Regions from separate parts of the Homo sapiens genome. Here region 2 is linked to region 1. Evidence: chromatin loops called from intact Hi-C (ENCODE). Cell type or tissue: breast epithelium. All regions are shown on one strand. Links, peaks and the distances in the headings refer to the core of each region. The heading gives the core; the rest is flanking DNA.

The links. Hi-C counts contacts between places; a loop is a spot of excess contacts. Peaks named below come from ENCODE experiments on the same cell type or tissue, not always from the same donor. Only the 100,000 strongest peaks of a DNase experiment are listed, where the experiment ranks them.
Region 2: it touches region 1 in a loop (19-fold over the local background); 1 of 110 quality-filtered maps calls a loop at or near these places.

Annotation. Positions count from the first base shown.
Region 1 is chr15:58,307,186-58,313,362 of GRCh38, forward strand. No RefSeq gene overlaps it. Among named protein-coding and RNA genes, the nearest start is that of LIPC, 120 kb to the right of the region's middle. In breast epithelium, for the core only: no CTCF peak of the experiment used is centred there; DNase peaks (open chromatin) are centred at 2,996 and 3,536; H3K27ac peaks cover 1,997 bases.
Region 2 is chr15:58,378,276-58,384,452 of GRCh38, forward strand. No RefSeq gene overlaps it. Among named protein-coding and RNA genes, the nearest start is that of LIPC, 51 kb to the right of the region's middle. In breast epithelium, for the core only: no CTCF peak of the experiment used is centred there; no DNase peak of the experiment used is centred there.

The sequences.
Region 1 (6,177 bases), core at 339-5,338:
ATGTAAGCAGTGATACAATCTTTATCTTACCCAAAGCACCTTAATCCTCTGAGACCCCAGCTTTACTGTCTGCAGAAAGTGAGTCCTTTTTAACTCATTTAACAGACATCAATTGAGCAACTACTATTTGCCAAAAACTCTGCTAGGAGCTAGCGTGGAATGTAAGCCTAAGTAAGACATGATGTTGGTTCCCAGGAGCCCAGGAGACAGACATGCAAACAAATAATTATAACGCACTCTGGGAAAAGCTGTAACAGACTCTATGCAAGGTGCATGGGAGCTCAGAGCAAGCAGTAATTAGTTTGGCTGCTGAGTTAGGAAAGACCTCAAGGAGAGGCAGCATCTGAAATAACATCACAGATGGATGGGTCCAGATAATCCCTGTGGTTTATTTCAACTCTGTGTTCAGATTCTGTTAAAAAAAAAAAAAGAGAGAGAGAGAGAGAGAAAGAGAGAGAGTACAATAGAGACACACGCTGAGAGCAGTCTTGAATAGGCATGCATGTTCCTTAAAGGGTCAGAGCCTCTCTTTATGCATCACTGAGCACCCAAGACAGTGGCCTGTTGATATTTGCTAGATCTTGAAAGGTATCAGACTAAGGTATGATTTGGAGATTATGTCACGACATTAAAGAATCAGCCTTCAGTGAGGAAACAGTGGATCCCTTCACTATGAATCACGCATTTCTCAGAAGTCTCTGATTCCCTGAAATTTCCCTTGGAAAATTCCCAAATGCACTAGTGAACTCTTCCAAATGGCACAGTTTTCGATCATGTCAGCCTCACCATTCCAGTAAGAAAAACTGGGTGTCCCAGTAAGATTTTCAATGGGAACGTCTTTCCCATTGAAGACGTGGTTGGGTTTCATTTTTTCACCTTCCCTCCCCCTGTTTCTTTTTATGGGCTGGTTTGGAGTGATAATTTATTGTTTTAAAAAAGAGTAAACCTATGATATTTCTAAATAGAGACTTTGGAAAAAACCTGACAATTCTGGGAATATATGTGGAATTAATGAAAAGTTTTCCCTAAAGAACAGCCCCCTTTCAAGGCCTGCTGTCTGGGAGCCAAATGGAAGGGAGGGCAGGGCAGGAGAGAGGAAAAGGCATTCCAAAAGCAAACTCAGGAGCAGACTTTGGTAGAGGAGAAAAGAAATGAATTCATCAATTCTGACCCCTCCCCTCCCCACCTAATCATCATGGCAGGTAGGAACTTCTCCCATAAGTTTATTGGTGCGTTTGTCTAACTATGTTCTTACTGAGCATCTATACAACCCAGGAACTGGAAGAGAGGAATCAGATACAAAGGCAAAGGAAAAGGCTCTCAAAGCAGCTTATGCTCTATACGCAGGTATGGATGGTCCCCAACTTGTGATGGTGCTGCTTACAATTTTTCAGCTTTACTATGGCAAGAGGCATTCAGTAGAAACTATACTTCAAGTACCCATACGACCATCCTGTTTGTGACTTTTGGTATACTATTCAATACATTACTTGAGATTTTCAACGCTTTATTATAAAATAGGCTTTGTGTTAGATGATTTTGCCCACCTGTAGTCTGATGTCAGTGTTCTGAGCCCATTTAAGGTAGGCTAGGCTAAGCTTGATGTTCAGTAAGTTCCATATATTAAATGTATGTTTCTGAGGATATTTTCAACTTACAATGGGTTTATCAGGATGAAACCCCATTATAAGTCAAGGAGCCTCTGTACATGGATTTTTTTTTTATCATGAACAAAGCATAGGGGGCAGTGCTGAGTGCGGAAAGTAGTCTTGGCCTCTTGGTCTCTCCATCGAAAGCTGGCACTAGGTGTGCAAGGACCACAGTAAATTCTATGCCTGGATATAGACATGTTTGGGAATCCTCCCACTTCTGGGGCAAGCAGAGTCCATTGCAGAGCAAGGTGTTTGGGAGATTCCTCTCTGACCAGCTCCTGCAGCCTGCCCTCCTCCTCTGGGACGTGCGTCCACGGCTTCAAGGCCCCGCGTGGTGTGGGAGGGGCATGAAGGCATGCGCTCCATTATGCTGAGGACAGCGAGTCTGAGGGAAGATGAACTGCTGGCTGAAGAGCTCGGCATGGTAAAAGCACTCAACAGGAGGTCAGGACACCTGAGATTTTGTCCCAGCTCTGTCACTCACAGGGTTGTCACCCTGTCACCAAAAGGAGACAACTCACTCAGTCTCTTGCCTCCGCTTCCTTACCTATAATGTTGGAGGTGGATGATATCATCTCTGTTTCCTCCTCAGGTTCCCCCAGAACCTGGGTGAACTGTCCTCAGGGGCCCCACCTTGGCCCCCCGCCTGAGGCTCTCAGCCAGCGTGACCAGTGTGGCTTCCCAGGAGACCACCCCCAGAGAAGGTAATAAATGCCATGGCTGGGAGAAAAGAGCTGTCCTGTTCCTAAAATGGATGTCCCCATTGTGAATCACTAAGCTAGGAGTCTTCCTTACATCCTTTATCTGTCTTTTTGAGCCCTGCCAGTTCCGGGTCATGACAAGGCTGAGGGACTATTGCTGGGGTAAGACCACGCCAGGCCCTCCACAGGTGTCTCCTGACAAGACCTTATTCAGTTCCCTTCCTTCTCTTTGTTACCGAACCCACTTGTCCAGCACTTACTGAGGCTCTCTTGACCCAGGAGCTTATAGTCTAGTTGGGGACAAAGATGTTGCTATGGTTGAACTGTATTTTCCCTAAATTTTTATGTGAAGTCTAACCCCCAGTACCTCAGCATGTGACCTTGTCTGGAAATAGGGTCATTGCAGATGGAATTAGTTAAGATGAGGTCGCAAGGGCAGGCCCTAATCCAGTATGACTGGTGTCCTATACAAAGGGGTAATTTCCATGCCAAGGCACACTCAGGGACTCTATGTGAAGAGACAGAGAAGACAGCCACCCACACTCCAGGCAGAGAGGCCTGGCGTGGATCCTTCCGTCAGAGCCCTTAGAAGGAAGCAACCCTGCTGGCACCTTGTTCTCAGACTTCTAGCCTCCAGAACTGTGAGACAGTAGACGTCTATTGTGAAAGCCACCCACTTTATGGCACTTTGTTTCAGCAGCCCTAGGGAACCAGCAAAGACGTGTACTTGGCAACTGCCAAGCACAAGGCAAGGCCAAGCCTGACAGAGGATTCAGCTGGTAAAGAAACAGCTAAGCCTTTTCAGACTCCATTCACCACCTGTGTGGAGTGAGAGGAGGAGGAGCCAAAAGTGCAAGGTCCCTGCGGCCCTTGTGCAGGGTGACACCAGAGTAAAAGGGGCCACATGTCAGAAGCACCAATGACAGGATGCCTATTGTAGAGGAGCCAACGCCCTCTGCAGCTAAGCAGCTTTATGGCCTGCAGCAGCATCTTGAGGGGTGAGGCAAAAGGCCTCATATCTCATCAGAACCCAAGGAGACGAGCAGCTGTCTCAGGACGGCCTCCTTGGTATATGTAAGGAAACGAGTGAGAAATGCCCTTGTAGCAGCTCTTTGCAATTGTCCCGTGCTGTTGTGTTCAAGGAGAGCCACAGGCAGGCATTCTGCCAAGACTGAGATCTGCTGTGGGTCAAGTCTCGGCGCATGCGGATATGGGCAGGGTTTCCAGGGTGCCACAGCACAGCCACTTCCCCAACCACCGCACTTACAAGGAGAAGACAGTATGTGTCGGGATTAGGAGCCCAGCCTCCCAGCGCACAGAAGCTCGGCGCAGTAGGACGGTGGAGCAGAGGGCTTGAAGGAGGCAGCTTCAAAGGAGTAATCATAGATTAGTTGTGGGCTATCCAAGAATGAGCTTCCTGTTTTTAGGAAATAACCTTTTTAAAAATTCTTGGCCGGGTGCGGTGGCTCACTCGTGTAATCCCAGCACTTTGGGAGGCCAAGGTGGGTGGATCACCTTAAGTCAGGTGTTCGAAGCCAGCCTGGCCAACATAGCAAAACCCCGTCTCTACTAAAAATATGAAAATTAGCCGGGCGTGGTTGCGGGCACCTGTAGTCCCAACTACTTGGAAGGCTGAGACAGGAGAATCGCTTGAACCCAGGAGGTGGAGGTTGCAGTGAGCCAAGATCATGCCACTGCACTCTAGCCTGGGCAACAGAGCAAGACTACATCTAAAAAAAAAGGGAAGGCCAGGTGCGGTGGCTCACGCCTGTAATCCCAGCACTTTGGGAGGCTGAGGCGGGCAGATCACGAGGTCAGAAGATCGAGACTATCCTGGCTAACATGATGAAACCCCATCTCTACTTTAAAAAATACAAAAAATTAGCCGGGCGTGGTGGCGGGCACCTGTAGTCCCAGCTACTCGGGAGGCTGAGACAGGAGAATGGCGTGAACCCGGGAGGCGGAGCTTGCAGTGAGCCAAGATCGTGCCACTGCATTCCAGTTTGGGTGACAGAGCGAGACTCCAACTCAAAAAAAAAAAAAAAAAAAAAAAATTCCTGGCGTCGGGCAGGTACAACATGAAAAATTTAGAAAATTAAAATCTAAAAGTCATAGACATAACGCTGAGCAAGCCATACACACAAAGCATACATACTTAATGAGTCCATTGCTATGAGGTTCTAGAATAAGCACACTCATCTAAGGAAATGATGAGTTTCCCTTGCAGGGAAGGTGGGGATTCAGCAGGTCACAAGGGAACTTTCGGGCAGATGGAGATGTCTATATTATGATAGGGACATAAGATACATGGGTGTATTCACTTGTCAAAATTGTACAGTTAAGGTGTGTGTGTTTTGATATGTACATTTTACTTTAAAAATGTATAAAGAAGACAATAACCATCACCTAAAGTCACACCAACCAAAGTTAACCAACCAACACTTTTTAATTACCAGATAGCCATTTTTTCTTGCAAAGTTTATGAAGTTGAGATTATATTGAATATATAATTTTAAGTTTATATAGATTTTTTTCCATATCATTAAACATCTTAATCAACATCGTTTTTAAGTAGGTGCCTGATTTTCATTGTTTGGGTAATCTGTAAATCATATACCATCTCTACGGTACTGGGCATGTAGGTTGCTTTGGCAATAATGAATAACAGTGTGATTAACATCTGTGCTCATATGTCTTTGTCTGCATTTCTGATTATTTCTTTAGAAGATTCCTGGAAGAGGAATTACTGGGTAAAGTGTATGAATATTTTAAGGCTTTCCGGAATGCACTCCTATCAACAGCGTGGGCTCTGTGCTTTTCTCCCTGCACCCTTACCAGCCTTGAGTAGTGTCCTAGTCTTAATTTTGCACGATGCAGTAGGGGAAATAGTATATTATTGTCATTATTTGCCTTTCTGTGATCACTGGTAAAGCTGATCATTTACCCACATGTTGTGAGCCATTTTTATTCCCTTATCTGTGAACTGTCTGTTCATGTCCCTACCCAGTTTCCTACGTTGATATTTTAGTGTTTTTCTTGTCAAAGTAGAAACCCTTTAAAGACTGAGACCACTAACTGCTTCTCTACCACATTTGTGATTCCCATTCCCAGCTGGCTTTTAATTTTGTGGTTTTTTAAAAAACTTGCATTTACCATTCATCCATCTAGTTGGAATTGTTTCCTTTGCTTTCGTTGTTAATGCTCCCATGTCTTGTAGCTCAGGGTGGGATATTATAGGTGGAGTCAGCCATGTGAGCTACAGCCTGGAATCTGGAAGGAGATGTTAAGGTGAAGAGAGAGGGGCTGAGGGCACGGGCTTCTGTTGGGAAGTAGGAAGGAGACTTGGCGAGATGTGTGAGGAGGGGACTGAATCATCGGAGCTGTTCCTACGGGTGGGGAACAGGCACTGTGTGATGGATGGGCAGGTAGGGCACACAGGCTCTAGAGCTCAGCTATTCATTGCTTCACCATTGACCACTTGAAATGTGCCTAGCCTCAGCTGAGATGTGCTGTGGGGAGAAAGCACATGCAGATCTCAAAGACTTAATATGGGAAAAAAAAAAGAATATCCAATTTTTTTTATATTAATTGCATGCTGAGATGACATGTTCGCTATATTGAGTTAAATGGAATATATTTCTAAAGTTAATTTCACCTGTTTTATTTTCCTTTTATGTATTTATTTTTACAGAACAGTATGAATATAACTCTTTTACTTTTTTAACGTGGCTACTCAAAAATTTTAAATTCCGTGTGTGGCTCACATTCTTTTTCTATTAGCACCTCTGCAATAAAGTCAGAGAGCAGCCTTCAAGGGCAGCCCC
Region 2 (6,177 bases), core at 479-5,478, 71 kb after region 1:
CTTTATATTTTCCTCATATAATTTTAGAATCAAACAGAGCCTGCTCCACCCATAATGAAAGTCAAGGAGGAAAGTACATTGGAAATGAGGAATAATTAAAACAACTGTATTAGGCAGGGCTCTCCAGTGAAATAGAACCAATAGGAGATTAGATAGATAGATAGATGATAGGTAGATAGATAGATAGATAGACAGATAGATAGATAGATAGATAGACAGACAGATAGATAGACAGATAGAGTCATGCATCGCTTAACTACAGCACTGTTTTCTGAGAAATGAGTCATGAAGGCAGCTTTGTCATTGTAGGAATGTAACCAAGTACTCCCATTCGTCTAAGAAAAACAGAATGATTTTTTTCTTTTCTTTTCTCCTTTCTCCTTTTCCCCTGTTCCTCACTTCCTACTTAGACCTCCCCATCACCAGACATTCCCTACAGGGCAAGTTCATCTAACTATATGCTTAGGGGCTCCAGAGTGGAACTCTCTCCCGGCTGAAGATTGCCTCGAGAGCAACACTCAATTTACAAGCCTAAGTATGCCCACTACAAAATTCTCTCCCACCTGGAGAGTTTCAGACACTTTTAAAACCTAGTTCTGCCCATGAAGGCGCCAGCTCAATGGCCCAGTAGATAAGGCACTGAAGCGAATTATGTGGACCTCCATCCAATTGCTTTCTCCCCTGCATGCCATTCATGCCAAGCCCCCTTTTAAAATAATTCCTACTTTCTGCACCTGCTACCCTTAAGACAAGAAGCCTGTACTTCTTCCCCTAAGCTAGCTTTGAAATATAATATATCACTTTTTTTAGAACTAATAAACAAATTTATTAACGTTACAGGATACAAAATCAAGATGCAAAAATCAATGGTGATTTTATACACCAACAACAATCTCATTTATATTAGCAACGAAAAGAAACCACTTAGTAATTAACTTAGCGAAAGAGATGAAAAATTTGTACATTGAAAATTATAAAAGATCGATGGAGGAAATTTAAAAGACACAAATAAATGGGAAGACATCTCATGTTCATAGATTGGAAGAATTTTTTTTAACTTTTAGTTTAATTTCAGGGGTACATGCGCAGGTTTGTTATACAGGTAAATTTGTGTCATGGGAGTTTGTTGTACAGATTATTTTATTACCCCAGTATTAAGCCCAGCATTCACTAGCTATTCTTTCTGATCTTCTCCCTCCTCCCACCCCCACTCTCCAATAAGCCCCAGTGTGTGTTGTTCCCCTCTGTGTGTCCATGTGTTCTCATCATTTAGCTTCCACTTACAAGTGAGAACACATAGTATTTGATTTTTTGTTCCTGCATTAGTTTGCTAAGGATAATGGCCTCTAGCTCTATCCATGTCTCTGGAAAGGGCATGACCTCACTCCTTTTTTATGGCTATATAGTATTCCATGGTGTATATGTACCACATTTCTTTATTCAGTCTACCACTGATAGGCATTTAGGCTGATTCCATGTCTTTGCTATTGTGAATAGTGCTGCAATGAACATACATGTGCATGTGTCTTTATAATAGAATATAAAGCAGTTCCTTTATATCAGACCTCACTCTTGTTAATTGGACTCTGCAAGCAGTGAATGACTGGATCTGCATTTCAGTTACAGGAACAACATAAAGTGTACTTACACAAATTTACACGATACAGTCAAATATACAACTAGGCTATATGATAGAGCCTATCGGTCCTAGGCTAAAAACCCTGTACTGCATGTTACTGTACTGAATACTGACAGCAGTTGTAACACAGTGGTAAGTATTTGTGTATCTAAACATATCTAAACATAGAAAAGCTAAAGTAGTATAATCTTATGGGACCACCATTGTATATGTGATCTATCATTGACCTAAATGTCATTATGCAGAGCATGACAGTATACATATATAAAATAAGGAATTGGTTCACAAGATTATGGGGGCTGAGAAGTCCCGAGATCTGTGGTCAGGCAGCTGGAGACTGAGGAGAGTCAAAGTATAGTTCCAGTTTGAGTCTGAAGGCCTGAGAATCGAGAGAGTAGATGGTGAAAGTTCTAGTCCAAAAACCAGCAGGCTTGAGACCCAAAAACAGCCAATGTTTTAGTCTGAGCCAAAAGGCAGAAAAGACCAGTGTCCCAGCTCAAGCAGTCAGGCAGAAGGAACTTCCTCCTACTTGGCCTTTTTTTTCTATTCAGGTCTTCAACTGATTGGATGAGGCCCAGCCCCATTAGAGAGAGCAATCTGTTTTACTCAGTCTGTCTATCAATTTAAATGTTAGTCCCATCAAAAAACATCCTCTCAGATACACCAGAATAACGTTTAGCCAAAAGTCTAGACACCCAAGGCCCCGTCAGGTTGACACATAAAATTAACCATCACAACCACCAATTTGCATCAATAACATTGGACAAAATGGTTTAGGACATCTAACAAGTGAAATAGAGGAGTTGCTCTGCCCCGACCAAGCCTGAGCCTTGGCTCCACTCCAGCTGGTTCCTGTGCTTGGAGAATAGGAAATCTTTGGAAATATTAGTCAGTTCCCTAGAATATTTAGAAATCCTTGTCCTATAATCAGCCATTTCTCCATAAATACTCCATCAGTTCTCACCTGGATTCCAGACTATATCCACACAGACCATGTATGGGTGAATTCAATAATTCTTTACAAAATAAGTGTCTGATGACTGGGTGCCGTGGCTCATGCCTGTAATCCCAGCACTTTGGGAGGCCAAGGCGGGCAGATCACTTGAGGTCAGGAGTTTGAGACCAGCCTGGCTAACATGGTGAAACTCTGTCTCTACTAAAAATACAAAAATTAGCTGGGGGGCGGCAGGGGGCGGTGGTGTGTCCCCGTAGTCCCAGCTACTCAGGAGGCAGAGGCAGGAGAATCGCTTGAACCTGGAAAGTGTAGGGCGCAGTGAGCCAAGATGGGGCCACTGCACCCCAGCCTGGGTGACAAAGTGAGACTCTGTCTCAAAAGAAAAAAAAAAAGTGTCTGATTGTGATTACTTATTTCATTGTTAAGACAAATGTTCTGGGCTGATCCATCTTTGGCCCAGACTTTCTAGGAACATCAGCTTTTTACTTGTAGCAAAACTATTTACCTGTTTTTGTAGACTAAATTATTCCCTTAACATAGGTAACACAGGCCTGGTCTTGACCCTAGGGAATTTGAACATTTTCCTGAATTATTTCTATGTTCTTATTGATATAATCATGGTAACACTTCCTTCTTTTCTTTCTCCTTCAGGAATTTATTGAGCACTTATTATGGGCTAGTCTTAGTGATTAAAAACACAGTATTTCTGCCCCCAAGCAGCTCAGTCAAATGAAAGGAAGAGATGTAAATAAACAATAATAAAATGTTGTAAGTGCTGTCACAGAGATACACAGGTTCAGAATAGTGTACCCTTAGTGAGACATGGGCTCAGGAGCTGAACTACTCAGATTCAAATGCGGCTTCCATAACCATCTAGACACACAACCTCACATATGTTTAGGCAGCTTGTCTCATTTCCTCAACTGTAATGGAAATAAGGAAAGTGCAGACTTCATAAGGCTCTTGTGAGAATCAATGAGACGATGCTTGCAAGGTGTCTGGAGAGCTCTCAGCCTATGGAGAGAGCTCAGTAAGTATTCAGGGATCTCCGTTATTATGCAATGGAAGCACAAAGAAGGAAATAACTAAAAGCGGCTAACTCCTACCCAGAGGGGTCTGGGAAGGCTTCTCAAGGAGGTGACAAAAGTTGAATCCTCTTCTGGGAAGGAGGGAGGGGAGAGGCAGTCCAGGGGGAAGGAGTGGATAGCCAAAAATCCTGAGGGTGATGGGGAACCCAGGGAAGTTGGTGAGCAAGAAAATGACACAAACTGATGTGTGTTTTAGAAGAATTTCTTGAGTAGCCATGTAGAAAACAGATTGGAACAGAAGGAATCTGAAGGCAGAGAGAGGAGAGGAGCTATGATGCTGTCACAATTATACAAGGGAGAAGTGAGAGAGGCCTGGATGAAGGCAGGGGGAAGGAGAGTAAGCAATGGCTTCAGAGACAGAATCAGTAAAATTGATGACACCTGGTGAAGGCAAGGGGCCAACCAAAGCAGAAAGAAAACGTTTGTTCTTAGAACCTGCAGGGCTTCTTTCCCAAGGCTGGCTGGGATCTCACTGAACAGCCATCAGCCCCTTAGCTGGTAAAGCTGTAAGATTATACCCTAAGTGGAGGGACCTCTGGAGTTGATGGTCAGATTCACAAGGTCTCTGAAATACAGTCTTGGAGCAAGAGGGAAAACAAAGCCTGCCCCAGACTCAGGGGAAGCTGAAGGAAGGGTCTGGGAAAACAAAGACAGCATCTGCATTGTCCAAGACCTGAGGCCCCTGGGTCTTTCTCTGGACACTTGGTCATGGTTGGTGAGCATTTGTCAGACGTGAATGAAACTCAGTGCCGGGCCCAAAGGAAGAGAGCAACTAGCAAATCGTAAGAAAAAAAGACATCCTCCATCCCTACTCCTTGGCACTTGCTCTTAATTCCTCAGCAAATTGGATGGCAGGCCAAATAGTCAGGGTATTTGGAGCCAGGGGCTTTATTTACCATTGTTTCTTCCTAGCCCATCTCATTCCCCTCCCTCTAAGACTCCAGGAGAACTTCCCTAGTAGCTTACAAAGATCCATCACTCAATCGCAACATGCACAACAGGCCTGGTTGGGGGTTTTTTGTTTTTGCCTTGTAAGTCTGTGTAACAACAAAACATAAACTATTAAACATTAAACCTTTAGATCTATATGTCCCTGTTGTTGTTGTCACGGATGCTGCTGTTTGTAAGTGCCAAATATACAAATCTCCAAACAGCTGAACACTGTGCCTCCAAGTATAACTACTCTTCAGAATTTAAATGAGGTTTCCATCTAGAATTTTCTTTTGTTCTTGAGATGCCAAGTCTGAGAGTTCTGAAACCAAGTGAAATAAAGGTATTGAGTTTTCTGCAAAGACTGTGGCTGTCCAGCCACTGTACAGAATCTGGATGTGGCCGAAGTGGCTGCTCCCATCTGCCTCAGCTGGCCTCCACCACCCAGGAAACAGGAGACCCTGGCTGCCCTGGGGAATCAACTGCTCCAATATTTCCTGAGGCAAAACTTAGCAACTGATTTTTACTCAAATGTACCCTGATCAGGCCCTGCCTTCTGGATTAGCTCCTGAGTCTCCTCCTTCCTATGAATAGTTTTTAAGACAAACAAAAAACCCTAGAGATGTACACAGTTCAAAGGGCAGACAGGAACATCTGATTTCCCCGTCCCAAGCTGAGGTCTGGTGTCCAGTTAGTCCACCTCATCACTGTTTCTCCCTGCTATTTGGTGTTACTATTGAACATGGTCCTCAGAACTTGGAGAGGAGCATGCACTCCCACAGAGCTAAGACCAGCCAGTGAGGCTGCTTAGGCTTCCAGGTCACAGCTCCCAATGCTCAGCGATTCCAGCCCCATGCCACACCTATGTGCCAAGGAGCTAGTTACCCTATCCCTCTGTGTCAGAGACTCTCAACTGCTCTCCTCACCTTCCCTTTCTGCCTTTCCATCCTCAAAGAATCACACTTCTTTTCAATCCCTGAAACTCAAAGGGTTTCATCACAAAGGGCCTCATCACAAAATGCCTCTTTCTTCGAACAATGGAACCATCAGCCAAACTCTTACAGATGGGTTCTAACAATAGCCTCTAGGGGTCTGTCTTACTCAGCTCAGGCTGTGATACAGTTTGGATGTTTGTCCCCTCCAAATCTCATGCTGAAATGTGATCCCCCATGTTGGAGGTGGGGCCTGGTGGGAGGTGTTTGGGTCACGGGGGTGGATCCCTCACGAATGGCTTGGTACCCTCCCAGTGGTAATGAGTTCATGTGCGATCTGATTGTTAAAAAAGAGACTAGATCTCCCTCTCTCGTTTCCTTTCTCACCCTGTGACACACCTGCTCCCCCTCTACTTTCTGCCATGAGTAAAATTTTCCTGAGGCCTCACCAAAAGCTGAGCAGATGCTGCCATTCTTGTACAGCCTGCAGAACCATGAGCCAAATAAGCCTCTTTTCTTTATAAATTGCCCAGTCTCAGGTATTCCTTTATAGCAATGCAAAACAAACTAACACAGGCTGCTATAATAAAATATCATAGACCAGGTGGTTTACACAACAGATATTTATTTCTC